Regions from separate parts of the Homo sapiens genome. Here regions 1 and 2 are each linked to region 3. The links are chromatin loops, found by intact Hi-C in ENCODE. Cell type or tissue: CD4-positive, alpha-beta T cell. All regions are shown on one strand. Links, peaks and the distances in the headings refer to the core of each region. The heading gives the core; the rest is flanking DNA.

What was found. Peaks named below come from ENCODE experiments on the same cell type or tissue, not always from the same donor. Only the 100,000 strongest peaks of a DNase experiment are listed, where the experiment ranks them.
Region 1: a loop joins it to region 3, with 9 times the contacts of the local background. A loop is called at or near these places in 40 of 110 quality-filtered maps.
Region 2: a loop joins it to region 3, with 9 times the contacts of the local background. A loop is called at or near these places in 98 of 110 quality-filtered maps.

The regions. Positions count from the first base shown.
Region 1 is chr7:148,258,163-148,265,866 of GRCh38, reverse strand. All of the region lies in intron 20 of CNTNAP2 (contactin associated protein 2), which reads right to left. Among named protein-coding and RNA genes, the nearest start is that of C7orf33, 330 kb to the left of the region's middle. RefSeq lists a silencer at 2,776-3,070. In CD4-positive, alpha-beta T cell, for the core only: a CTCF peak has its summit at 2,945 (motif pointing right); a DNase peak (open chromatin) is centred at 2,956; H3K27me3 peaks cover 190 bases.
Region 2 is chr7:148,499,607-148,507,310 of GRCh38, reverse strand. No RefSeq gene overlaps it. Among named protein-coding and RNA genes, the nearest start is that of C7orf33, 87 kb to the left of the region's middle. RefSeq lists a silencer at 4,965-5,014 and enhancers at 5,180-5,474, 4,894-5,596. In CD4-positive, alpha-beta T cell, for the core only: CTCF peaks have their summits at 3,050 and 3,250 (motif pointing left); a DNase peak (open chromatin) is centred at 3,230.
Region 3 is chr7:148,962,358-148,970,061 of GRCh38, reverse strand. LOC124901768 (a long non-coding RNA gene) reads right to left here and starts at 3,028. Exons shown (of 2, transcript XR_007060580.1): 1 at 2,900-3,028. It also overlaps RNY4. RefSeq lists enhancers at 2,935-2,984, 5,066-5,565, 5,566-6,067. In CD4-positive, alpha-beta T cell, for the core only: CTCF peaks have their summits at 2,914 and 3,113 (motif pointing right); DNase peaks (open chromatin) are centred at 3,121 and 3,751; H3K4me3 peaks cover 792 bases.

The sequences.
Region 1 (7,704 bases), core at 1,908-4,407, 700 kb after region 3:
ATGAATAGTCATTCATTATTAATGACTGTCTGCAGCAGAATCTTGAAACTGCTTCCTAGAAACTTAGAGATCATTGCACAGTCACGGTTAAGAGTCAAAGGGTCCTCACATCTCAAGAACATTTTAGATTTTTGACCCACAGAACTGGTACAGTAGGTTTTTGTGCATGAGTAGTATTGCCACAAAAATCCAAAAGCACCCCACCCCCAAAAACTATTAAAGTAAACATTTGCATGCTTGGCTATCATTTTGAAAAGTTTTCTATAACGTCAAATGCATCATTAACAAAACAAACCAGGTGTGGTGGCTCATGCCTGTAATCCCAGCATTTTGGGAGGCTGAAGCTTGTGGATCTCTCGAGTCCAGGAGTACAAGACCAGCCTGGGCAATATAGTGAGACCATTATCTCTATAAAAATTTTAAAAAGTAGCTGGGTGTGGTGGTGTGCACCGGTAGTCACAGCTACTCGAGAGGCTGAGGTGGGAGGATAGCTTGAGGCCAGGAGGTCAAGCCTGCAGTGAGCTGTGGTCATGCCACTGTGCTCCAGCCTAGGTGACAGAGTGAGACCCTGTCTGGAAGCAAACAAACAAACAAAAACACTTATTCCGTTCAGATAATCTTAAATATTTAAAATCTCATATATATGTTTCTTTGGAGCAAAAGCTCTTCAGTTTCTGCTCTTAAATATTAGCTAGCTGCTTTGCTGCCATCTAATGACACCCATGGGTAACTGCCACCGCACTTCTGTTTACTTACTCTCTTTTGTTAAATGGTTAAATGCAAAATGCCATTGTTAACCAATAGCCTACCTGGCAATGCCTTAGGAGGTGATAATCTCCACCTCATACTTCTTACAATTTAAAAACTAAATTTGTGATCAGGGCAGTGGCTTACGCCTGTAATCCCAACACTTTGGGAGGCCGAGGTGGGTGGATCATGAGATCAAGAGATCGAGACCATCCTGGCCAACATGATGAAACCCTGTCTCTACTAAAAATACAAAAAGTAGCTGGGTGTGGTGGCACTCCCCTATAGTCCCAGCTACTCAGGAGATTGTAGCATGGGAATGGCTTGAACCTGGGAGGTGGAGGTTCCAGTGAGCCGAGATCGCGCCACTGCACTCCAGCCTGGTGACAGCAAGATTCCATCTCAGAACAAAAAAAACAAAACAAAAAACTAAATTTGTAACAAAGTTCTATTTTCTTAAAGAATTTTAAAAATGGATACAAATAATATATGTTCATTATAGAAAAACACAGATTTGCCGGAAAAAAAGTTGCCTGCTAATAATAAATGTTAATTTCTAATGTATTTTCTTTCAACTTTTTAAATAAAAAAGGGATGGAACCCAAGTAACACATTGTTTTGTATATTTTTTAACTTGATGATATATTATGAATGTCGCTCTGTGTCGATAAAAATACAACAAAATTCTATTTTCTTAGCTTTAAAAATGGATACAAGTAATATACGTTCGTTATAGAAAAAATGATATAGATTTGCAGAAAAAAACTGCCAGCTGATAGTCAATGTTAACTTTTAATGTATATTCTTTCAACTTTTTAAGTAAAAAGGGATGGAACCCAACTAACACATATTATGTTTTGTATATTTTTTAACTTGACGATATATTATGAATGTCTTCTGTCTCAATAAATATACAACAAAAATCATTTGTCATGGATGACTAGTATTTCGTTCTATGGATACATAGTACACAGTTTTAAAGATTAAATTTCCATGTTTAGGTTTTTACATTTCTGTGTCCTCAGGCCCAATACAGCCCAATACAATACATGGTGGGATCTTGATAATTGACATTAACAGTTGTTAATGCAACTTTTAAAGTCGCGAGCACCGAAGGGAAATCCGTCCTCAGGTTTGGCATGACCCACACAGTGGAGGTACCTTCCTTTTCCTGAATTGTTTCTGCAGATCCAGACTAGACGGCCTTGGCTTTTTGGCAGCCATTTTATATTATTTTTGCTGAGCTACAGTAAAATAAAATTCCTAGTTGATCTCTATAAGTGTATTCCCTTCCTATGTCTGCGTGGTTGATGGCTTTAACCAAAAATGCTAAATTTTACATTTATTTATATAAACTTTTCTTTCTTTCTTTTTTTTTTTTTTGGGACTGAGTCTCGCTCTGTCGCCCAGGCTGGAGTGCAGAGGCACCATCTCGGTTCACTGCAAGCTCCGCCTCCCGGGTTCACGCCATTCTCCTGCCTCAGCCTCCCTAGTAGCTGGGACTCCAGGCGCCCGCCACCACGCCCGGCTAATTTTTGTATTTTTAGTAGAGACGGGGTTTCACTATGTTGGCCAGGATGGTCTCGAACTCTTGACCTTGTGTTCCGCCCACCTCGGCCTCCCAAAGTGCTGGGATTACAGGCGTGAGCCACCGCACCCGGCCACTTTTATATATTTTGTTTTGAAACACAGTAATAGCCTCTACTCAGAGGTTTTTGATTGTTGATTGTGTCATCTTGCTTCTCGGTGATCCTGCTCGGTTTTGACTTTTCTAAAAAACATAATGAACACTCCTAGCCTTAACTCATTGATGAAGTCATTAATTTCAAAACAGTGAACAGGAACCTAAATGGGTCATGCTGTACAGTTCTAATCCAAATTACCTGCTCAGTTAGGAAAATATGAGAAGTGACGAGGATATCCAGAAAGCCTTCAACATTCACAAAGGTGAAGCTGCAGTGCCTGAGGAAATTCTCAAAGGAGGGAAGGAGGAAAGCGTTCTCCGATCAGTCTCTGATCTTACCACGAGCAAGGCGTCCTTACGTCTTCTCTCTCGCATACTCCTGCCTGCCTTGTGTCTAAGAAGGCGGGCTGTGGCCGGAAGGGATGAGTGGGATTGTGGGGAAGGTGGGTTAAAGCAAGAGGACCCCAAAGGAAAAGCAGCTCTGCAGCTGACGGCGGATGCTTTGCCGAGTGTTACCACCAGGTGGTGCTGTCCCCCTGCCGAACATAATTCAGAACAGCAGCATCGGATCAGGGCTCTCCAGGACCTGACCATGTGACACGAGACCATTCTGCAATTTTGTCTGAATATGGAGATATGGTGGGCGGAATCATGCCTCCCAAAGATAACATCCTAATTCTCAGGACCTGAGAGCGCGTCACCTTCCTTGGCAAGAGGGGCTTTACAGATGTGATTAAGATAATAGGGGAATTCTCCTGGATTCCCTGGGTGGGTCTCAGGTCCCCACCAGGGTCTTTATAGGAGGGAGGCAAGAGGGTCGCAGTGGAGAGAAGATGTGACAACGGAAGCAGAAGTTAGAGTGACGTGAGGAAGGGCCCAAGGAACGCAGGAGACTCTTAGAAGCTGAGAAAGGCAAGGAAACAGATTCTCCTCTCAGAGCCTGCGGAAGGCACCAGCCTTTCTGATTGACTTCAGCCGTTTGCGCTGACTTTGCACTTCTGGCCTCTGGAACTGTGAGATAGTAAATGCATGTTGTTTTAAGTCCTTAAGTTTGTGGCAATTTGTTACAGCAACACTGGGAAACTAATACAAGAAATTAAAAAATAACAGACCTTGTACAACCCAAAACCAAAACATCTCTTTCTCCCGGCAATTTCTTCAATAACAACGTTAGTGTTCTCCATTCTTCCTGCCTCCCAGATGAAATGCATTAAGAGGCCCAATAACTGAATTAGCCCTGCTTTTCTGAGAGCACCCAGTTGATTAGAGACACCTGCTTCCTTGAACCCTCCCCACCATAAGCCTGATTCCTAAAATAAGCCCTTCCTGACTCTTAGAGCCACCCCGTCATTCTCTAAGGTATATGGGTCCCTTTGCGTCAATTATCAATCAACTCGTTGCTTCCTGGCTCCCAATGCACCCTTCAATATAAGCTCTATGATAAACAATGGAATTCCTTAAAGATTTTGCTTTTAAGGTGAGCACAATGTCAAGCTTTCTCAGTAGCGTGCTCTGGAGGGACACTGCAAGAGGAAGGGGCTTACTGCAATTTCCAGCACAGGCTCGAGGAGGGGGATAGCAGAGGCTCTGCCCAGAGTGCGAGGACATGAGGTGAAGCCTGTCTGAGTCGCAGGCCTTTTAAGAGAACCCTCTGTGACCCTAGCGTCTCAGCCATGGCAACCTGCCCACAGACCTCTGGACGTGTGTCTGAACCGCCCTGGTAGCCCCTCACTCTCACCCCCACCGCCATTGCTATTGCCTGCTCCCCCACCTGCACTCCAGAGGGCAGCCAGCCTGTCGCTCCCCCAGCAATTCCGGACCAGCTCCAGCTTGGCTAAGCAGGGGTCTCTGCTCTCTGCCAGGCAGACACACCTTCTCCAGCAAGGTCCTGAAGGGCTTCAGAACACGCCACCTCCAGATATGCTGGCTTGAGATGGGGACAATTTTGAGCTAAAGGCACTTGAAAAACAACAGATGCGTTGGGCGTGGTGGCTCACGCCTATAATCCCAGCACTTTGGGGGGCAAAGTGGGCGGATCACCTGTGGTCAGGAGTTCGAGACCAGCCTGGCCAACATGGTGAAACCCCATCTCTACTAAAAGACAAAAATTAGCCGGGCATGGTGGTGCACGCCTGTGGTCCCAGCTACTTGAGAGGCTGAAGCAGGAGACTCGCTTGAACCCGGGAGGCAGAGGTTGCAGTGAGCCGAGATGGTGCCACTGCACTCCAGCCTGGGTGAGAGTGAGACTCCATCTCAAAGAAAAAAAGAAAAACAACAGATGCACAAAGGACACTCTGACCTCCCCTTTTCTTCCTGAAAGCAGGAGATGAAACTTTCATATGGAAGATGGCTTCTCTCTACCAGGAAGAAAAGAACATTCTTCTCTCCAGAGGCGGGGAGTTGAGGCCGAGGGAAATCGGTACAAACAAAAAGTGTTTTGACAGTTAAAAAGCTCTTGTTAAAATAACCCTTGTCTTTAGTATCTCCATATAGTTAGTTACTTTTTCAAAATTACTACTTTTTGTTCACCCTGTTGCATAAGCACTTAGGCCTGGCTGCTTTTGGATCTTGGTGTCCTGTGAAGGCCCTCACATGCCTGTAAACATTGGCTTGCGTTTCCTCTGTTAGTCTCTCCTACGTCAACTTAACTCTCAGGCCCAGCTGGAGACTGTCAGAGGAGACAGGGGCAGCTTTGCCTCCATTACGGTCAGACACCCACCGAGGTTGTCCCTGGATGGGCTCCCTCAGCCCTAGGGGGCCACTAGGAAACTGCACGGATTTCCTTACATCTTGGAGTTGCTGTTTGCCATAGTTAATGCTTCTATTTATCACCCCATTTTAACCGACTGTGGTTTCCAGCTCCCGTTTGACTCAAACTGCTAAGCCCTCACTGCAACAAGGGATAAACCCAACTTTGTCCAACTGCAGATATAGTTCTGGTCTTGGCTGGTGGGATTCAATAGTAGGAAAAAGGAGGAAGCACATATTGAGCAACTGCTGTGTACAAGGCTTTGTGCTGATCTTTTAATATGTATTGTCTTATTGAATAGATATTAGATAGGTATGATCTCGTATCTTTGATATTATAAAGTGTCCAGTCACAGAGTAAGTACCAAGGCTGGCACTCTGACTCCAGAGACAAAACGGTGAGCTGCAGGCCACAGTCTCTTGAACTAGCCCAGTCACCTCAATTAGGAGAGGGAGAGGATCAGCTACATTTTAAATATTTACATTTAAAAGAGAAAATACTTTAAATCAGATATAGCGAGAAAAGCTTAACATGAAAAGCCTAAGGAAATGACATATTATATGATTTCACTCGTATTGCCAGGTGGCCACCTCTTTTCAAATGAACCCTGGTGCATTTGCCACGGTTAAGTGTAATAATTTCAAGGTAATTTCTTTGGGGTCCAAGTGAGCTCTTTTGTAGAAATGTATTTTGCTGTACATTTAGCTGGTGGTCATTTCACTGGCAGTTAAGAGGCGATAAGAGATTGTGTAATAGAGGCTCATTAAAATTAAAGACTGTGACTCCATGTACCCCAGGACAACCTTGAGTGAACACTAACTTGTTCAACATTTGCCATGAAGCCATTAGAAGCATACTGATTTAGGCAGGACCTTGTGTCTTACACGTGGAGCTTAAAGCTTTAACGTCTATTCAGGTATTATTTTGCAATATCCATTCATTTCCATTTTTAAGCCACAGTTTGCGTTGGCAGAGTTTGAAGGGATTTCATCAGCCGTTTACGCTTTGGGGATGCAGTGGAGAAGCTAAAGAAGAAATACCTAAATGGCGTGGGTTCTCCTGGACCGGTGGAGGGGCCGGGCCCCATCTCCTGAGATGAAGGACACAATTTCAAGGCAGATCCCGCTTTTTCCATGGCCTAGACAAAGGCCTAGGATTTCTTGCTGTTTTTCCTAATCGTTAATTTTAGGGAATACTTGGAATTAGCTCAGCGATATTGAATTTAGAATATATCATCTTTTTTCTTCAAAATATCATTTTATTCCCAATAAAGTGATTATGGAGAGATTGGCTTTAGGTGTATGACTAAGGAGTTTCTTTTTTTTTTTTTTGAGGCAGGGTCTTATTCTGTCATCCAGGCTAGAGTGCAGTGGCGCAGTCACAGCTCACTGCAGACTCCACTTCTCAGGCTCAAGTGATCCTTCCACCTTAGCCTACCGAGTAGCTGGGACCACAGGTGCATACCACCATGCCTGGCTTTTTTTTTTTTTTTTTTTTTTTTTTTTTTAAGACGGAGTTTTGCTTTTGTTGCCCAAGCTGAAGTGCAGTGGTGTGATCTTGGCTCACTGCAACCTCTGCCTCCCAAGTTCTGGTTCAAGCAGTTCTGCTGCAGTCTCCCAAGTAGCTGGGATTACAGGCACATGCCACCATGCCCAGCTAATTTTTGTATTTTTAGTAGAGATGGGGTTTCACCATGTTGGCCAGGCTGGTCTTGAACTCCTGACCTCGTGATCTGCCTGCCTCAGCCTCCCAAAGTGCTGGGATTACAGGTGTGAGCCACCGTGCCTGGCTGCCTGGCTAATTTTTAAAATTATTTTTAGGAGAGATGGGGTCTCACTATGTTGTCCAGGCTTGTCTCAAATTCCTGGGCTCAAGTGATCCTCCCACCTCAACCTCCCAACATGCTGGGATTGTAGGCCACCACGCCCAGCCTAGAGCATATCATCTGATGAATGTTTTATTTACTCCAAGTTGAAGCCCAAGGCTGAAGATAAGAAGAGGCTGATGCAGATAGACTTCAGGTAGGAGAAACAATTATCAGCTCAACTCGCACCCCTTATCTGTGTCTACCCGTCCTTCTAAACTAGAAATTCCCACAGACTTCAAAGAAGAGAGGGTTTGAAGAGTGGAGACCATCTCTTTCTCCCCATCGGAATCTCCATTCTATGAAGGGTATACACAAGCCTAGGGCCATTTGCAATTGAAAATACGAACAAGCAGGCCTTGACCCCAGTATCAAGGATACGTTCATCTAAATGTTTTCTGCCCCTTCCTAACCCTAGAATCACTTTGTTCCTGATAATGGAGAGGACATGGAGCAAATGTAGATGTGTGGGAGATAAAGAAGTAGGATTAGGTGTGACTCTCCTGCTAGTCCAGGGTTGCAGCTCTGTTCCTGATCCTCCCTTGGTGAGACCGTAACCCTGTGGGTTCAAGGACGCTGCCTCAGTTACCACTCCTGCCCCAGGAGCGTGGCATAACACACGCTTGTTAAACACTGATCAGTGGGCTCAGCAGGTGCAGT
Region 2 (7,704 bases), core at 1,908-4,407, 460 kb after region 3:
AGGGTATTTACATCATCACTGTACCGAGGGGCCTACCAAGCCCAGTAAAACAGAAAGATGAAATGAAACATGTAAGAGTCAAAAAGGAAGTAACAGAACTGTCATTATGAGCAATTGATATCATTGTCTAGGCAGAAAATTTAAGAATCTTTATAGGCTAATGTTTTGCATAGGGGAATTTAATGGGTTGTTTCAGAAAAATCTCTCCTTGTTTCTTCCTTCTGCCAACTTGATTCATAACCAGCTTGCAGGTGTAAGAGTGCCACTAGTCATAAAGCCTCACTAAAAAAAAGAAACTCCTAAAATAGGAAATTAAATGAAACAAAGATCACGACCTCATCCTTTGAAGCCCCTTAGCATCTCCATCAAAAATTTCATCTGCCTCCTTATCTCCCTCTAAGTAAGTGTGGACTAGTATTTAAGACACAAAATGATCTATTTAACTTTATGATTTTTAATATTAATTATTAGATGTGATGATATTCACTGTGTTTTGTTTTTTTTTTTGAGATGGAGTTTCACTCTTGTTGCCAGGCTGGAGTGCAATGGCGTGATCTCGGCTCACCACAATCTCCGCCTCCCAGGTTCAAGCGATTCTCCTGCCTCAGCCTCCCAAGTAGCTGGGATTACAGGCGTGCGTCACCACATCCGGCTAATTTTTTGTATTTTTAGTAGAGATGGGGTTTCTCCATGTTGGTCAGGCTGGTCTCGAACTCCCGACCTCAGGTGATCCGCCTGCCTCGGCCTCCCAAAGTGCTGGGGTTACAGGCGTGAGCCACCGCGCCAGGCCGATATTCACTATGATTTAGAAATTCACTTGTATGCAATTTTATCTGTATGACGGTCATACAAACTATTGTAGATTGATGTGCCTGAGAACTTAGCCTCCATTTATGGCATTGTTTCTTTGGGAAAACACATTTTGAGTGACAAACAGTCCTTTGGAATGCAGCCTATTTGTAGGTCAGAGACCTTGGTGAAGGCAGAAGTTAGAGTCCCAGTCTGTGTCTCTGTCTCTGAGACAGAGAATGTGACCTTATTTGGATACAGTTTTTGCAAATGCAATTCAATTAAGGTTCTCGAGATGAGATCATCCTGGATTATAAGGGTGGGTCTTCAATCCAATGACAATTATCATAGGAGACACAACGAGAAGAGACACAGAAGGTCATGTGAAGATGGAGGCAGAGATTAGAGTGATGCTGCCCAGGTCCAGGAATGCCTGGAGCCACCAGAAGCCAGAAGAGGCAAGGAAGTGCAGCCTCCCCTAGTAGCTTTGAAGGGGCTGTGGCCCTGCCAACATCCTGATTGCAGACTTCTGATCTCCAGAATTGTGAGAGAATGAATTTCTGTGGATTCAAGTCAGCACATTTGTGGTAATTTGTTTCTGCAGACCTGGGAAACGAAGACAGTGTATTCTGTGAGCTCCTCACGTAGGAAAAGTGAGTGCTGCCAACTTCCACAGCCTTGATTCTGTTACCAGAGCCTTGATAGACGGACGTGTGCCAGGTATTGAGCTAAGAGTTGCACATGTCTTCTCAATTGATCTGGATAGCAAACCTGTGTTCCACTTGGAAATACAGTAACTGGGGTTTTGAGAGATTCTACACTTGCATGCACAAAGACATATAAGCAATCATAGCTGGGCACAGTGGCTCACGCCTGTAATCCCAGCACTTCGGGAGGCTGAGGTGAGTGGATCACCGGAGGTCAGGAGTTCAAGACCAGCCTGGCCAACATTCTAAAAATACAAAAAGTAGCCAGGTGTGGTGACGGGCACCTGTAATCCCAGCTATTCAGGAAGCTGAGGCAGGACAATCGCTTGAACCCAGGAGGCAGAGGTTGCAGTGAGCCGAGATTGTACCACTGCACTCCAGCCTGGGCAACAGAGCGAGACTCCGTCTCAAAAAAAAAAAAAAAAAAGACACACAGGTAATCATACTAACTACTACGGCTCACTGAATGTCTACTGTGGGCCAGATGTTGTGCTAAACTCTTTTAAAGTATGCTTATCTAAGTCTGCAGCAACTGTCTGAGGTAGTGCTATTCATTCATTCCTGGCACAGATATTTATACGTGCCTGCTGTATGCTGGCCCTGTCCTGGATGCTGGGCCACAGCAGTGAACCAGATGGAGGGTAAGCCCTCCCTCATGGCACTTGCATTTTTGTATGCTGAAATGTTCAATAAACAAACAAATGAATCAAAATTATGTCTGGTGGCATTAAGAGCTATTGAGAAAAACAAATCAGGGAAGGAAGAAAGATAAAATGTAGGAGTCATGGCTTGAAGACCGAGAGTGGTGAGAACTGTCTCTATTTCACAGACGAAGAGTCTGAGACTCTGAGAGGTGAAGTGACTTTCCCAAAGTGACACAGATGTAACAGCTATAAAGAATGATCTGACAACTGTTGAATGTGGGAGGTGCTTTAAAGTCATTATTCCCAACCATTACTGTAACTCTGCCAAGTGAATGATATATGCATATTATATATATTTTATACTTACATATATTTCAGCTTCACTGACGTATAATTGACGAATAACAATTTTATATATTCTAAAGTGTACAATGTGATGATTTGATAGATATTGTAAAATGATTACAATCAAATTAGCATATTTATCACCTCACGTAGTTACCATATATACATTTCATCAAATAGGTTATAAATATAGGCGAGGACCCTGCGGCTCAGAAAGGTGAAGTGACCTGGCCAAACCCAGGTGACTTGCCCAAACCCAGGTTTCCATGCACATGCCCCTTCTACCACCATAAACCAATGCCTGCCGGCTGCCGCCTCATGGCAAAAACCTGACCCGAGGATGAGCCGGGTGCTGTAGGTTCCCAGGTGGTCAATTTCTATGACAGAGCCTGTCAGTTGCAACTGTAGAAATATCAGAAGGCTCCCTCTCTCCTATCCAAAGAGATTGATAGTTAAGGCTCAGCTGGAAGCACAGAGATAACCTATTTCCTTTTCTCTATAAATCCTCCCAGTCTTACTAATTTTTATTGATTGTTAGGGTGTAAGGGTTGGGAGTAGATGGGGGTTATATTTTTATCCTTTTTATTCCCTAAGCAATCAGTTACTATCACAAACAATTTCTTGATTACATTTGATGCTAGTATTTGATTTTGAACCTATTTTTAAAAATGTTCTGTTGATGGTAATTTATTTGTTCAATATTTTGTCTGTGCCTCAAACTGTGAGAATGTGCCATCTAGTGGCTTAATGCTGACATTACTTTTTCCTTGTAATTCAATGTTTGGTAGCGGAATTTCAGAATGTTTCTCTTTATTTAGAAACAATATTGTCAATCGGAGTTGTACAAAGAAGTAAACCTTTGATATTAAAAAATACAGTTTTGAACAGGAATTCTACATGCACAGGAAACTAGGTTGTAGAATTAACAATTGAAGAATAAATTTCCAGGTGTTATTGAGCCTCTACTGATGAAATTGCCCATGCTTTTCTGAAAATATTTACATAATGTGTGAGATTAAATGGAACAGAGAGATTAAATGGAAGAGTGAGATTAAATGGAACAGAGAGGAAGGTTGTCTTCATGTGCTGGTGGTCACAGGTCTTCGTGTGATACAGTGGGTTCCAGAGCTAGACCACCTGGACTTGGCCTTGGGCAGGTTATTAAAATCTCCGTGCCTCAGTTTCCTCATTTGTCACGGAAGTCTTGTGAGGATAAAGTGAGACAACAGAAGCAAAGTGTTCATTTTAGCACAAAGCCTGACACACCTCAAATGCCAGTATAGGTTTCCTCTTAGGATTCTGTCCCCATATAGTGCCTACTGTTTTCTCTGTCTATTGTCTCTGATGCTAATTCTATGTTCTATAGTGACGTCAACTATGAGGCCTCGGCTCTTGAAGGGCCCCGTGGAGGTGCTGGGCCTGGGTGCTGTCCGCTGGCTCACGTAGGCAGGTCTATTGCTCCACTGAAGGTGCTCCTGGCATCTAGAATATTGGGAGTCAGAATACTGGGAGTACGTCGTAGCATCTGATATAGCCAGAGCCTGTGATGGGTTACAGCCTCCAAGGTAGATATGTTGAACTCTGACCAACATTTCTGTGTCACATTCTGTCATATTGGGCCTAAGTGGTGCTACTTTATGTTTCTACTGTCTTGCTAATGAGCTACCAGAACCTGGAAAAGGCAAGGAGGATCTTCCCCAAGAAGCTTTGAAAGGAGCATGGCTCTGCCAACACCTTGATTTCAGACCTCTGGCCTCCTGAACTCTGAGAGAACAAATTTCTGTTGTTTTAAGCCACCCAGTTTGTGCTAATTTGTTACGACAGTGCTAGGAAATTGATACAGGAGGTTACTAGGGTTAAACAAATTACTTTGTAGAGGGTCCTTAAAACTGTTCTTTGCACAAATTAGAAACAGGCATATGTCAGCTGTTACTTCTTTGGGGGCAATGTAGCATAGCGGGTAACTGCATGGGCAGTTGTCACTGACAGACCAGGCTCTGCTGGAGCCTGCGGAGACCTGGCTCTGTAACTTACCAGTTGTGTGACTTTGGGGGAAGTTCTGCAACTTCTGAAGGTCACGGTTTCCTTAAGAATAAAACAGGGTAATAATAGTTGCTGTCTCCTAGGTTAATTGTAAAGATAGAGATAAAAAATGCAAGCACTTCACACACACTTGGCATTAGAATGTGAGCCCCTGATGTGGTTGGGTCAAGCACGTGCAACTGGCCTGTCCCCTTTCAGGATGGCTCACTCCCTGAGGCCACCTGGGTTCCTTATGTAATAAGGCCCTCTAGCTCCCATCCTATGGGTCCTCAAAACAAGCATGAATCCTGGGTGAGCACAGTTCAGACCAAAACCAGGAACCTCATGGTATTGTTATAGGAGTTATTAAGAAATTATTTTAGGCGGTTAGAGAGGAAAAGGGGTCCTTGGAAAATTTCTGTCTTTTTTTTTTTTTTTTTTTTTTTTTGAGACGGAGTCTAGCACTGTCCCCTGGGCTAGAATGCAATCTCAGCTCACTGCAACCTCCTCCGCCTCCTGGGTTCAAGCGATTCTCCTGCCTCAGCCTCCCGAGTAGCTGGAATTACAGGCCCCTGCCAGTAAACATGGGGTTTCACTGTGTTAGCCAGGATGGTCTCGATCTCCTGATCTCATGATCCGCCTGCCTCGGCCTCCCAAAGTGCTGGAATTACAGGCATGAGCCACCGCGTCTGTCTCTTTTAAAGTAGCTCCAGAAAAGTTTCTTGTCTAGCAGGAAAGCCCCGGCTCTTAGAGCCTGGCTAGCAACCTTTGATATGCAAATGCAAGCCATTAGAAACTGGGTCCATCCTAACATGGGGATTCCCCCCTTGTCCTCTTTCCCTGCCCCTCCATATGTGTCTGGCAGCATGGCCGCCCCCACATATCCCCACGTGTGTAGAACATCATGGCACCCTGCATTTGCATATTAAAAGATTAGGGTGAGAAGGCCGGTTTTTTTGCGGCCACGTGAATGACATGCCTGGTCAAACCAATCCTCTGAGTCCTGTGCAAATCAGACACCGCCTCCAGCCTCCTCACAGAACTGGTTGGTATCCGCGGCACTCAAGATAGTGTTTCCTATCTTGGCTTTGGAGCCCCCTCCCTCTGTCTGTGTAGGGGGAGCTGCTTCTTTCTTCTCTCTTCTGTCTTGCCTGTTAAACTCTCCATTCCTTAAAACCACTCCACGTGTGTCTGTGTCGTTTTATCTAAACCGGTGCAAGGACCAAGAACCCTGGTGTTCCTCCACTTATCTGAGCCGTGTCAGTGTAAACAAAGTGCATTTGCGTTTAAGAATTATAGGTCATTAAAAAGTTTCAGGTGTTACCATCCACATTGCAGATTGCTCCGGGAAATGCTTTGCTGGGAGCCGGGCGGGGGAACTGAGTTGTAGCCCCAGCTCCGCAACTAACCTGCTGCCTGGCATCAGGGCTCACTCATGTCACCTGTGAAATGATGCCGTTGGACAAGATCCCCTCTGAGATCTCTTTACACTCGAATATCCCCAGCTCTAGGAGGACGCAAAGGTTCCAGCTTTCAAGCCAGGACTCTAAAGTTGGTGCTGAAGGCAATCTCGGCTGCCTTCAAATCTTTTCTGTGTCCAAACTCCAGGTAGCAGCTGGCAACAAACTTGCTAATTATCTACCTGTGTATTTAACGATGCTTGTTGAGTTGCAGCCTTGAGGTTGCTCCAAGTAGCAGACCAGGCAAGTCCACGAAGGAATGATTCTGTTGTGAACAAGAACAAGATCTCTTTGAATGTCGTCCCCAGTGGCTCGCCTGGAGGCAGGTGAGAACCAGGTGCCCTCTGGGTTTCAAGAAATAAAACGTGAGTTGAACACATGGAGGAGGCATTGTAGGGGGTGGCTCAAGCATCAGCCCCCATGCTCTGGGGTGTAGTAGAATGAGTTAAAATATTTGTCGGGGGCTTTTAGTGCTGGCTCTGCTCCTGTGCTAGTTTGGGAAGTAACTTATCTTTGAGCCTCAGCTCCTCATGTGTTTAATGGAACTCAAATGCCCTCCTATATTGGGTAGGATTATTTTGGCTTCATGAAACAGAAAAACTGACTCAAACTGGTTAACAAAGAAACGTAGTCTGTCCTGTAGGCGAGATTTCATATAGCAGTGACCTCACATCCAACCATGACAGTCTCCACAGTTGTCTTTCATTGCATCTTTCTTAGGATCCAGGTATCCTAAGAGGTACCCTAAGAGGTATCCGAGTGGTATAAGGAATCTTTTTCAGCAGAGTTTTCCTGGAGGAGAAGGGATTTGAGTAATCAGCATTCACTTCTGGGCAGGGAGTGGAGTCTGTGTCCACTGCTGCTCTCAGCTGTGTAGAGTTGTGGACAAATGGCCAGAAATCCGGGGAGAAGGCGGACTGATGTGGGATGGGCTGCCTGACAGTGTGGAGCTGAGAATTAGATGATGGATGTGAACAATTTTCCCTGTGAATTTTAAAGCATCGGGTATTTCTTTTTCATGACAGGAGTTTGGATTAGATTATATCTAATGTTCCTTCTAACTCTGTATTTTTATGAATTTTCAAATAAGAGCCATTTTCACTGGTCTGATGATTTTTATAGCTGGTTCAGGAATGCTGTTGGATAACAGAATGCTGGCTAGTCACTTGCTTGGGGCACCAATACAGCAGCAGTAAAAATAACAATAACGAAAACCACCATTACCACCATCAAAAAACCCATTCACAACCCAGATGAGAAACTTCTAGGGGAAAGCCTTTAAAACAATTTTGGCATTCCTGTGTGCTGTGTGTCATTTTGCAAAACAATATTTTTTTGTGGCTTAGTCTTATTTTTATTTTAAATCCATATAGGGGTATCATGATGTTTTCATGCTCAGGGGTGTTGATCCATACCTTTTCAAAACTGGAAAATGTTACAGCTATTTATCAATGAAATGAGAGGTTTTTAAAATTTACTTTTTCTATATAATAATCATGTAATTTTTGGCCAGGCACTGTGGCTCATGCCTGTAATCCCAGCACTTTGGGAGGCTGAGGCGGGTGGATCACCTGAGGTCAGGAGTTCAAGACCAGCCTAGCCAATGTGGTGAAACCCCGTCTCTACTAAAAATAGAAAACTTAGTTGAGTATGGTGGTGGGTGCCTGTTATCCCAGCTACTCAGGAAGCTGAGGCGGGAGAGTCGCTTGAACCCAGTAGGTGGAGGTTGCAGTAAGC
Region 3 (7,704 bases), core at 2,037-4,536:
GGCATGGTGGCTCACGCCTGTAATCCTAGCTCTTTGGGAGGCCGAGACAGGCGGTCAGGAGATCGAGACCATCCTGGCTAACATGGTGAGACCCCCATCTCTATTAAAAATACAAAAAATTAGCTGGGCGTTGGTGGTGGGCACCTGTAGTACCAGCTACTCGGGAGGCTGAGGCAGGAGAATGGCGTGAACCCAGGAGGTGGAGCTTGCAATGAGCCAAGATCGCACCACTGCACTCCAGCCTGGCGGACAGAGCGAGACTCCGTCTCAAAAAAAAAAAAAAAAAAAAAAAAAAAAAAGCCGGGTATGGTGGTGTGCATTTGTAATCCCAGCTACTCAGGAGGCTGAGACAGGAGAATTGCTTCAAATCAGTAGGCGCAGGTTGCAGTGAGCCGAGATGGCACCACTGCACTCCAGCCTGGGCGACAGAGTGAGACTCTGTCTCAAAAAAAAAGAAAGAAATTAAACTATAGGGAAGTCATCTTTTGATTAAAATAGAAAATGTAATCCTTGGCATTGGGCCTCTGCTTTTTTAGGCTCCTGCTGTACAGATTTGGGAAGCACTGGCTCTGGTGAACAGGGCAAGCCTGCTGAAAATGTGACCTTTTTGGCCTTGTATTAGGCCATTCTTGCGTTGCTATAAAGAAATACTGGCCAGGCGCGGTGGCTCACGCCTGTAATGCCAGCACTTTGGGAGGCCTAGGTGGGCGGATCACGAGGTCAGGAGATCGAGACCCTCCTGGCTAACACGGTGAAACACTGTCTCTACTAAAAATACAAAAATATAAAAAAATCAGCCGGGCGAGGTGGCGGGCGCCTGTAGTCCCAGCTACTGGGGAGGCTGAGGCAGGAGAATGGCATGAACCCGGGAGGCGGAGCTTGCAATGAGCCAAGATGGCGCCACTGCACTCCAGCCTGGGCGACGGAGCGAGACTCCGTCTCAAAAAAAAAAAAAAGAAATACTGGAGACTGGGTAATTTATAAGAAAAGAGGTTTAAGTGGTTCACAGTTCTGCAGGCTGTAGAGTAAGCGTAGCACTGCATCTGCTTCTGGGGAGGCCTCAGGAAGCTTCCAATCATGGCAGCAGGTGAAAGAGGAACAGATGTGTCACATGACAGGAGCGGGAGGAAGAGTAGGGGGGAGGTGCCATACTGTTAACCAGATTTCGAGTACTCACTCACTATCTTGAGGGCAGCAGCGAGCCATGAGGGATCTGCCTCCATGATCCAATCACCGCCCCACCAGGCCCCACCTCCAACATTGGTGATTACAATTCAACATGAGATTTGGAGCAGACATCCAAACGATATCAGGCCTCTATCCTAAGGGCCACAGTGCCACCGTGGATGACCAAGTGGGCTGTGCCCTGCATGACTCTCGGAGCCACCATTCCTGCAGAGTCTAGAATGTAGACTGGACTGAGACTCATGCCCTGGAGTTGTACTAGGTGGCTGTGGACCGCCCATAAATTATGTAGGTGAGGGCAGGTGCTATGGCACATGCCCGTAATCCCAGCACTTTGGGAGGCTGAGGCAGGCGGATCACTTGAGGTCAGAAGTTCTAGCACAGCCTGGCCAACATGACGAAACCCCATCTCTACTAAAAAAGACAAAAATTAGCTGGGTGTGGTGGCATATGCCTGTAATCACAGCTATCAGGAGGCTGAGGCATGAGAATTGCTTGAACCCAGGAGGTGGAGGCTGCAGTGAGCCAAGGTTGCACCACTACACTCCAGCCAGGGTGACAGAATTGAGACTCTGTCAAAAAAAAAAAAAAAAAAAAGGCTGGGTATGGTGGCTCACGCTTGTAATCCCAGCACTTTGGGAGGCCGAGTTGCGCGGATCAGGAGATCAGGAGATCAAGACCATCCTGGCTAACACGGTGAAACCGCATCTCTACTAAAAATACAAAAAATTAGCCGGGCTTGGTGGCGGGCGCCTGTAGTCCCAGCTACTCGGGAGGCTGAGGCGGGAGAATGGCATGAAAAAAACAAAGCTCATTTTAACGTCTTAGCCATTTTAAGTGTACCGTACATTCAGTGTTAAGTGCATTCACATTGTACATAATCAATCTCCAGAATGTTTTCATCTTGCAAAAACTGAAACTCCATACTCAAAAATAACAACTTCCCATTCTAAGCTCCTCTCCCCCACAATCCAGCTCCATGGTCACCACCATTCTGCTCCCTGTGTGTATGAATTTGAGAACTCTAGTATTCTAATGTGGAAACACACCACAGCTGGTTTATCCATTCATCCATAGAGGAGCATTTGGGGTTTCCACCCTGTGGCTGTTGTGGATACTGGTGCTAGGAACATCAGTGTAACAAATGTCTGCTCGATTATTCTCTTACTTTGAAAAAACTTTCAAAAAACTAGTTTGAGCCCAATAGGCCTGATTTGCTCTAACGCTGGGTCCTGGATCGCTGGTTGTTGGATCTGAATCATACTGCAGTTTGCTTTCTCCAGACTGGGTAAGGAGCCACTCTTGTTCTCCCTGCAGCCCACTTTTCTGTCACAGGTATTGATATTGATCAATATCTTGCATCCCGGCGGGGCGCAGTGGCTCACGCCTGTAATCCCAGCACTTTGGGAGGCCGAGGTGGGCGGATCACCTGAGGTTAGGAGTTCCAGACCAGCCTGGCCAACATGGTGAAACTCCGTCTCTACTTAAAATACAAAAATTAGCCGGGCTTGGTGGCGCACGTGCCTGTAATCCCACACACTAGGGAAGCCGAGGCAGAATTGCTTGAACTTGGGAGGCGGAGGTTGCAGTGAGCTGAGATGGCGCCACTGCACTCCAGCCTAGGCAACACAGCAAGACATATATATATATGTCTTGCTATATATATAAAAAACCCCTACGTGTCTTTGCCTCTCTGTGCGCCCCCCACACTTACCCTGATGCTTCTTATGTGAGGAGCGGGAACACCGGGCTTTCTTTTGTTCTCCTGCGTGAAGGCTCCCAGGGAGCCTCACCTTCTCTGGGACTTGCCTGGAGCCTCTGCGAGAGGCGAGTATCGGCACCACCAGGCCAGCCCCGAGCAGCATCTCCCATGGGCTGTCCAGGTTCGAGCCAGCGCTTGTCACCCTGTCTGCGTCCTGCAGGGGGCGCCAGAGGCCCAGCGGTCGTTCGGCCCTGTCAGCTGGTTGACACCGAGGGCCAGGATTGCGCTCGTTTTTAAGTATAATATTTTAGGAACGCCGTGACCCCACCCACCTTGGCTGACTGACTTGTGAGATATGACCAAAAACAATGAATCGACATGGAGAAATTGGAACGCTTGCACTCTGCTGGTGGGAACAGAAAATGGTGCAGCCGCTGTGGAAAACAGTCTGGCAGTTCCTCAAAAAATTAAAAATAGCATTGCCGGCTGGGCGCGGTGGCTCACGCCTGTAATGCCAGCACTTTGGGAGGTCGAGGTGGGCGGATCACGAGGTCAGGAGATTGAGACCATCCTGGCTAACACGGTGAAACCCCGTTTTTACTAAAAATACAAAAAATCAGCCAGGCGTGGTGGCGGGCGCCTGTAGTCCCAGCTACTCGGGAGGCTGAGGCAGGAGAATGGCGTGAACCCGGGAGGCGGAGCTTGCAGTGAGCCGAGATCGTGCCACTGCACTCCAGCCTGGGCGACAGAGCAAGACTCCGTCTCAAACAAACAAAAAATTAGCATTACCTTATTTATGATTCACCAATTCCACTTCTGGGTGTGAACCCGAAAGAATCTGGCCGGGCACGGTGGCTCAAGCCTGTAGTCTCAGTGCTTTGGGAGACTGAGGTGGGAACATAGCTTGAGCTCAGGAGTTCGAGACCAGCCTGGGCAACATAGTGAGACCCCCGTGTCTGCAAATAATTTTAAAACTTGGCTGGGCACGGTGGCTCATGCCTGTAATCCCAGCACTTTGGGAGGCCGAAGCGGGTGGATCACTTGAGGTCAGGATTTCGAGACCAGCCTGGCCAACATGGTGAAACCTCAAATCTACTAAAAATACAAAAATTAGCTGGGCATGGTGGCACATGCCTGTAGTTCCAGCTACTTCGGAGGCTGAGACAAGAGAATCACTTGAACCTGGGAGGCGGAGGTTGCAGTGAGCCATGATAGCACCGTTGCATTCTAGTCTGGGTGACAGAGCAAGACCTTGTCTCAAAAAAAAAAAAAAAAAAAAAAAGAAAAAAGAAAAAAAGACTTGAAAGCAGGGACTAGAAGGGAAGATATGTGTACACCTGTGTTCATAGCAGCATAGTTCACAATTAGCCATAAGGTAGAAGCAACCAAGTACCCATCGAGGGACATGAATGAGTAAACGCAATGTGGTATGTACAGTCATCTACAGTCGTCCCTCGGTATCTGTGGGCAGTGGTTCCAGGACCCCTGCTGGATCCCAAAATCCATGGTTGCTTAAGCCCCTCATAAGATGGTGTAGAATTGCCGGGCGTGGTGGCTCACACCTGTAATCCCAGCACTTTGGGAGCCTGAGGTGGGTGGATCACGTAAGGTCAGGAGTTCGAGACCAGCCTGGCCAACATGGTGAAACCGTTTCTACTAAAAATACAAAAATTAGCCGGGTGTGGTGGTGGGTGCCTGTAATCCCAGCTACTCAGGAGGCTGAGGCAGGAGAATCACTTGAATCCAGGAGGTGGAGGTTGCGGTGAGCCGCGATCACACCATTGTACTCCCAGCCTGGGTGACAAGAGCAAAACCTCCGTCTCAAAAAAAAAAAAAGATGTAGAATTTACATATAACCTATGCACATCCTCCCATATACTTATAAATCATCTCTAGATTACAAGTACAGATTTAGATAATACCTAATACGATGTACATGATATAGAAATAGTTATTATGCTGTATTCTTTAATGAATAATGACCCTGAAAAAGTCTATGTTCAGAACAGACAAAACTATCTATTTTTTCCCCCTAATATTTTCAGTCAGCGGTTGGTTGAATCCATGAATGTGGAACCTGCAGATGCGGAGGGCCAACTATCTTTTTTTTTTTTTTTGAGATGGAGTCTCATTCTGTCACCTAGGCTGGAGTGCAATGGCACAATGTGGGCTCATCGCAACCTCCGCCTTCCAGGTTCAAGCGAGTCTCCTGCCTCAGCCTCCAGAGCAGCTGGGATTACAGGCACCCACCACCATGCCTGAAAAATGTTTTCTATTTTTAGTAGAGACAGGGTTTCACCATTGGCAGGCTGGTCTCGAACTCCTGACCTCAAGTTATCCACCTGCTTTGACCTCCCGAAGTGCTGGGATTACAGACGTGAGCCACCGCATCTGACCCTAACTATCGTTTTAAAGGCACACTTGTCCCCCTCCCTGTTTCCTCCTAAAACAGCGAGCCGGCATCCCTGCCTCCTCCTAGGCGTTCTTATTTGGTGTAGGATGGTGATAAAGCCACCCCATTCCTTTCCTTACACAGAATCCCTCCCCTTTTGGGGTCGGCATTTTCTTGGACAATCAAATGTTCTTGGAGCTGCTGACTGCCTCAGGGATCTTTTTTTACAAGAAATAGTGGTGATCATGATTGGGCTACAACAGCTGCTGGGGTGGTCCTGATCCCTGGGGCCAGGACTGGGAGGACTGAGAAATGTGGCCAAGGCATCAAGGCTCAGGGGTCGCACCCTCAGCCATTCTTGAGACCCTCTCACCAGCAGCACAAGGCGATGCTGCCTCTCAGGCCCAGGGCGGCTGCCCAGGAATCAGCTTTCTGTGGCCGCTTTTCTTCCTTTTCCAGGAGGCCTTTGTTGTTAACCCTTTGGTGCATCAGGAAGTTGATCATTCCATTCCGTAGAGACGGAAGCAAACAAGGAAAGGAAAAAAATAACTCTGATGCTGAAACAATGTTGATGAAAGCTTAATTGAGAAGTTTCTTGGAGAGACTCCACCGAACAGAATCGGTTGAGCAGAAAATTGAAACAGACACAAACACTGTCTGTTTTGGATCGGACTGGTTTTTATTCTGGAGATAAAGTGCAGCAAGGATTGTGAATAAATATGAGGGCTGGGGGACACAGCGCTGTCAAGTTAACCGTTCTGTGCAAACGCAAAGCTGGCGGACAGGGGCCTCCTTGTTTGAGGACAACGGCCCCGACTGAGGCTCTGGGCTGACAGGAAACGCACCTATAGTCCCAGCTACTTGGGAGGCTGAAGCAGGAAAATTGCTTAAACCTGGGAAGTGGAGGTTGCAGTGAACCGAGATCGCACCACTGCACTCCAGCCTGGGCAACAGACTGAGATTCTGGCTCAAAAAAAAAAAAAAGTACATTCAGGCTGGGCACAGCGGCTAACGCCTGTAATGCCAGCACTTTGGGAGGCCAAGGCAGCAGGATAACTTGAGCCAAAGGAGTTGGAGACCAGCCTGGGCAATATAGTGAGACCCTGCCTCTACAAAAAAGGAAAAAAAATAACTGGATATGGTGGCATGTGTCTGTAGTCCCAGCTACTCAAGAGGCTAAGGTAGGAGGATTGCTTGAGCCCAGGAGTTTAGAGCTACAGTGAGCTATGATTGTGCTACTGTACTCCAACCTGGACAACACAGTAAGACCCTAAAAAGAAAAGGAGGGGGACATTTATGTAAGAATGCTTTCCCCCCAACATGAATATTTTGTAAAGTTAGCTTGTTTGATTGAAATACAAAATCAAATGGTAAAAAGCCAGTCAAATTTAGCAGTGGGGGGTTGTATACCAACTTTAGTGACACTAATGTTAATAAGTTCTGATAACCCACTACCATCGGACCAGCCAGAAAAACTGCTTTCACTTTCATTTTATAAATCTCTGAAGTGGCTACTCTAAATAAGTTAGGATGAGTTATTTTAAGAATTCTCCAAAAAGTCTGATATTATATGACCCCTACAAAATAATACTGCAAAAAGCCATACATTATCTGATTATCTTCCTTTAATTTTAAATAGCTTAATGCAAACTGATATTCAAAATAAATGTAGTTGCATGATGGGAAATAGACGTAAATTACCAAATGGAAGCCTCTTGTCCTTTGCAAATACCTGAAGACATTCATGAATCAAAGAAAAGTAAATGAACATATTTGTGTCAAATGCCCAGCAATAGAAACGTTGAACATTTAATGTCAACAAAATGAGCTTTGGTGTTTTTTTTTTTGTCGTCTCCCTGCCTGTGATCTGCAAAATGCCTTCCTGAATCAAGGCAGCAGCAGATGGCAGCAGTGCCCAGAGCATGCACTTTCCATCCACTTTCCCACGGAGCCTGGACCAGAGAACTCCTCACCCACGAACACACTGTTTTCACATCACCCACAAACACGCTGTATTCACATCACCCACGAACACGCTGTGTTCACACTGGTTGTTTCCTGGGACTTTTCCTGATAATCCTTAATAGTTCCTATAAATCACATGGGTACGCCAGGTTTAATATGCTCAGATCTCTCACCTTTCAGACAGGTTGCTGCTGGCATTGAGAAGTTGCCATAATCCTGAAAACAGCCTTTTACCAATGGTTTTATCAATGAAAGCCAAATCCCTCTCAATGATTAGATATAAGCACTCTCACTGAGTTTAGTAAGAAATCCCACATTAACCAGAAAAAAAAGGAATGAAAAGGATTAGAAAGTGATCAATAAACCTTAACTATTATTATCTTTGCCTATCAAATCTCAATTTTCCTGTTTTAAGTCATTCATATTTTAACATACCAAATGTTAAAGTATTAGGTTGGTG